Linked DNA regions of Homo sapiens: region 2 is linked to region 1. A link is a loop called in an ENCODE intact Hi-C map of the cell type or tissue named here. Cell type or tissue: PC-9. All regions are shown on one strand.

Region 1 (2,500 bases):
GGGCGGGGCTTCAATTCTGGGAGGGTCCCGTCGTCCACCATCACTAAGGGCTGGCCATTCAGTTGCACTGACCTACAGTGAGGAAAAACAGTATGGGACTCATTATTGCATTATAAGGGAGCCACTGCAACAAAGCCTAGCCCCAGATGGCCTGGCAGTGTCTGATACACACACACAGCTGACACTTATTGTTACTGGCTATGCCCTAGATTCTGACCTAGGTGCTTTACTTTAATAACTCATTCAAACATCCCAACAACCCCCCCACTCCCCTGAGGTAAGTAACTATTAATATCATTATCCCCATTTTATCTAGAGTGGCTAGGTGACTTGTCCCAAGTCACACAGCTTGGAGGTCCAGGGTTTGAACCCAGGTAGTCTACCTCCATAGACACATTTAGACAAGTGAAAAGTCTGTGATGCAGAAGCTGGAATGTTTCATTCCTATTTTTTAAAAATCACAATATCAGCTCAGTTTGACTTTTCCACCTAAAGAGTTTTTACCTGTGGAATGATACATGGGCTTAAGATGACTTCAGAAATCTATTTAACTCATATCTCATTAATTTACTTGACAGATTAGATAACTGACATTACCTTGCTTGTCTAAGGTTATACGGAAGGGAGACAGAGACATAGGTAACACCTCTACTTTTTCTAATTTAAGAATGAGTTTTGGCTGGGTGCAGTGGCTCATGCCTATAATCTCAGCATTTTGGGAGGCTGAAGAGGGAGGATCGCTTGAGTCCAGGAGTTTGAGACTAGCCTGAGCAACATAGCGAGACCCCATTTCTACAAACAATATAAAAGCAAAATTAGCCTGGCATGGTGGCTACTCAGGAGTTTGAAGTGGGAAGATCACTTGAGCCTGGGAGGTTGAGGCTGCAGTGAGCCAAGATTACACCACTATACTCCATCCTGGGTGACAGAGAAACTCTGTCCCTAAAAAAAACAAAAAATGAGTTTTCATATTTAATATTAACAGATGTTTCCATTTAGCAAAACAGCAAAGTAAGTGATAAAGTAGGCATTTGTGATCACAATTCATCTATCTTGCTTTTATCCTTTCTGTATAGCCAGCCACTTTCACCCTGAGAAGGGGGACTACATACATAGCAAACTTAGAAAAGAGAAACAGCTCATCTTATGCTGGATAGAGGGAAATGCCACCTATCCTTGACCTATGGTACCAGAATCCAGATAATGTTCCAGCTGTTCCTGACAGCCATGCACCCAGGTGGAAGCTTAGTTTTATGGGTCAGCAGAAAAGGCCAGAAACAGGCCACCAGCTGGAAATAAGGTTGTGAGTCACCCTCAGAAAATCAACATTGCATAGTGATGACTGTTTCTGGGCCTTGCCCAACCTCCAGTGTGATAACATTGCCGTGACATCATCTGAGCTGTAAAGAGAATAGAATGTTATAAATTGATATAGAGGTCTTTGTTTAGTGTTCCTTCTGTGCTATGAATGATAGACTGCTTTAGAGAGAGATAATCAGACCCATGCCCAATAGAGCAGTGAATTCCCAGAGATAAGTGTGTTGTAAATTGCTCCCAATGGAGAGCTAGGCAGAGAAGAGATCCAGGCCTGGCCCCACATGGGTAAGTTTGGGCTAGGTCCAGATCTGATAGGCCAGAGGGAGCAGGCCCCCTCCCTTTGCTAGAATGACTGAGTGAATAAGTGAGTAGGAGGCTTCTATATGGAGAGCGAGGCCTGCCTCTGGAAGGCATGGGGTGGGAGAATTGAGATCTGAAGGTCAGTGTTGACCGCATCAGATATGCAAGGAGCTTTTGCTTCCAAATATGAGAAGTGACCCTCTGTAGTGAAGACAGCCTACTCATTGGAGTGGAAGGCAGGGTGAGGAGAGTGGTTCAGTTACAAAAGAAGCCCAGATGGGTCTTCACAGTGTATTTTCATTATTTTGTTTCAGGTGCTATGAATATCTATCACCCAGATATAAGCACAGTCAAACACGAGTTCAATAATACCGATTAATCTTTCTAAGGCATACTCAAATTTATATCAGGTCTCTGCTAGAAAACCTTCAATGGTTTCTCCCATATACAGAATTAGGTGCAAACCTTTCTTCTGAAGAATTAGGTAATGCCCTTTTAGATTCAGATGATCCCACAGTATTGACATCTTTGGGTTCTGGGGAGTGCAAAACAACGTGTGATTAGCAAACCTTTAAAAATCTATACTAATAAGGAGTAGTTGTCCTGGAACAGGCCCTATTCTGGTTTCTTTATTGGTTGGTTAAAAAGCTAAGAGTAGAACCAGGAAGCATGGTGAAGATTCTCTACTGAAATCTCGAATTCCAGGAGCCAAGTTGCTAACTAGCTAGATGGCTTTGGCAAATCCCCTAACCTCACTGCCCTGTAGCTTTTGCATCTGTAAGAACGTTATATAGGCACCAAAGAAATGAAATAAGAAATATGAAAGTGCTTTGAAAGCATAATGAACCATATACTTAAGATATGGTGTTTTTGTTGTTGTTGT
Region 2 (2,500 bases), 190 kb before region 1:
GAGTCCTGGTGGGTGCCAGGGCCCCCGGCACAGCACCCTTCGCACGGGAGCGCCCGGCTGTCACAGGGGCCGAATCTCACGAGCTCGGTCACTTAGGACAATGTAGACGCCCTTTCTGGGAGGCCGGGGCTCAGTTCAGAGAGGTCGAGGTGGCGCGGTGCAGCGGTGCTCTCCTGCAGGAACAGGCGAGTCACCCAGAGTTTACTGAATACCGCCCCCCCCCCCCCCCCCGCCCTCCGTGTGAAACTCTGCGCTGCCCATTGTGCAGCTGGGAACACTGAGCCCCAGGCGACATAACTTGCTCCTCCAGGCAATACACAGTGAATGGGAGAACCCCTTCACAGAGCTGAATGATGCAGTCCTGGCCCTTGTCAGACTCACGGGAGGAGGGTGTTAGTGCAGGGAGCAGGGACTGTAGAATTAAAGAAATGTGGACATGGCTGACAGAGAGGAGTCCCATCAGCTGAACTGAGCACCTAGGTGCCTGAACCCCAGTCCAAGCCCCCAGTTTCTTTCCCCTAGACCTGGTCCTGCCCTTAGCCTCACTGGCCCCATCTGTAAAATGGGCAGAGGGTTCCAGCCTCCCGGTTTCCTCCCTAGGCCCACAGCTGCCCAACCTGGTTCCCCCTCTTGCCCCCACCTTGCCTAAACGTCCTTCCAAAGGTTCATTCATCCCACAAGCCTTTATTGATTTTCTCCTACATGCTAGACAGGGTGCTGGAGTGCTAGACGCTGGAGGGGGCCTTCCCAGTCTGGTGGGGGAGGCAGATGTGCAAGTAAGAATAAGCCTGGACAGGCAGAGTGTGATAGAGCTAGGATGTCAAGATGGACCTTTTCGATCCTGGGTGACAGCCAGGTCTTAATGACCCTGCTGCCAGGGACCTGCCATCCACTCCTGGCTGCCCGTGTCCAAGATGTCCCCCCAGTGCCCCTGCCCCACCCCAGCTGGGCCCAAAACATTCCCCATGATGAATCAGCAGGAAAGAATGCTCCCAGCCTCGGGTCAGTGGCAGCAGCCCAGCTCCTCCCCCAGGGACAATGAGGCAGCTGTGGGCTTGGGTGCCAGGTATGCCTAAGCCCTCTCCTAGGGCCCAGCCACCTCTCATGCTGAGCCAGAAGCAACACAGAGGGTTCGGAAACGTGGGCTCTGCCTGCTGCCAATCACTCACCAGGCCTGGCTGCCCAGAACTAAAAATACCCTGGAGCGCAGGGGCGGGCGGAGGATAGAGACCAGGGAATGAATGGATGTTGCCCGGAAGTCCTTTAATTTGCACAACTCTGGGCAGAGGCCAAGGCTGGGAAGCAGTGGAAGTGGGGATCTCTAAGGCATGCGCTGTGAGCCCCCAACCCTGAGAAGTGAGGGGCTCTGGTCCCAGCCCCAGCCCATGGCGTACTAACAGTGGGATTTTCTCGGCTGAGTTGTCATCTCCTCATCCTTAAATGTGATTGCTGTAGGGGTCAGATGGGACCACTGGATTCATCTCAATCAGCTTTCATTTGATTGAGAAAGCCCTCTTCTTCCCTCCTGCCTGGCTATGTTCACCCGGCCTCAGCCCAGCGCCTGTGACCCTCTCCATACTCTTTATATAATGGTCTGTGTCTGCCTTAACTCTGGACACCCCCACCCACCCCCGAGCTTCTTATTTATCTCTAAACCCAGATCCTGTCACAGAGCTTGACACATAGCAAGTGCTCCAGAAGTGCTCACGGATTGAATAAATGGACCTAGCGGTGCGTGCCAGTTTCTGGTCCCCAAGGTGATACAGACAAGCCAGAGGTGCTTCCTATCTTGTCCTCAAGGAATTTGCAGAGTGGTGGGGGAGACAGAGCCACAATCAACCAGCAGGACAAGGCATCATCACCATTATCATCATCATGGCTGGCTGGGGTCGAAAAACCGGTGGACAATGCTTTCATCATCTCCTGTTTACACAATGAAACTGGGACACAAAGGGGTTAAGTGACTTGGCCAACATCACACAGCTGTTATCTGCAGATGGGAGCAAGTGATCAATGACGGCGAAAGCACAGGGCTGTGTGGATGCTGGGCAGGGAAGTCTGAGGGTTGAAGCCTTCCCAGAAGTGCCTTGGAAGGTGGATCTGATACACTGGGTAGAGAGGGGGGAAAGTGGAGTGGTCAGGAATAACACTTTACGATGTTGTGGAAGCCGTGAAGCACCATGCAGGTGTCTGGAGTTACCGCAGCTCCCCTGATCCCTCAGCCAGTACCCAGGGACTTGGATGTGTAAGCATCACCTCTCCCTGCCTCCTCCCAGGGAAAGGAGCTAACATGAATCTCTTCCCCATGGGGTGCTTCTCAACCCTCCCTTCCTGCCTAAGTCAGGGTCTGTACTTTCCTCCCAAGTGGGAAGGCCAGAATCTCCTGCAGAAAGCGGTGGCCTCCAGGGTGCACCTGGTTGAACCCAGTAGTGACCCTGGTGGAGTGCCCAGTGCCCATGCCTGCTGGCAAACTTCCTCCTCAGCAGCCTTCAGGACTCAG

The links. Hi-C counts contacts between places; a loop is a spot of excess contacts. Peaks named below come from ENCODE experiments on the same cell type or tissue, not always from the same donor. Only the 100,000 strongest peaks of a DNase experiment are listed, where the experiment ranks them.
Region 2: a loop joins it to region 1, with 9 times the contacts of the local background. A loop is called at or near these places in 7 of 110 quality-filtered maps.

What each region holds. Positions count from the first base shown.
Region 1 is chr10:98,459,668-98,462,167 of GRCh38, forward strand. It overlaps HPSE2 (heparanase 2 (inactive)), which reads right to left. Exons shown (of 12, transcript NM_021828.5): 12 at 1-72. Among named protein-coding and RNA genes, the nearest start is that of HPS1, 14 kb to the left of the region's middle. In PC-9, no CTCF peak of the experiment used is centred here; a DNase peak (open chromatin) is centred at 1,324.
Region 2 is chr10:98,268,587-98,271,086 of GRCh38, forward strand. It overlaps LOC124902489 (a long non-coding RNA gene), which reads left to right. Exons shown (of 2, transcript XR_007062260.1): 1 at 1-2,500. Among named protein-coding and RNA genes, the nearest start is that of LOXL4, 1.6 kb to the left of the region's middle. In PC-9, no CTCF peak of the experiment used is centred here; a DNase peak (open chromatin) is centred at 1,005; H3K4me3 peaks cover 835 bases; H3K27ac peaks cover 1,728 bases.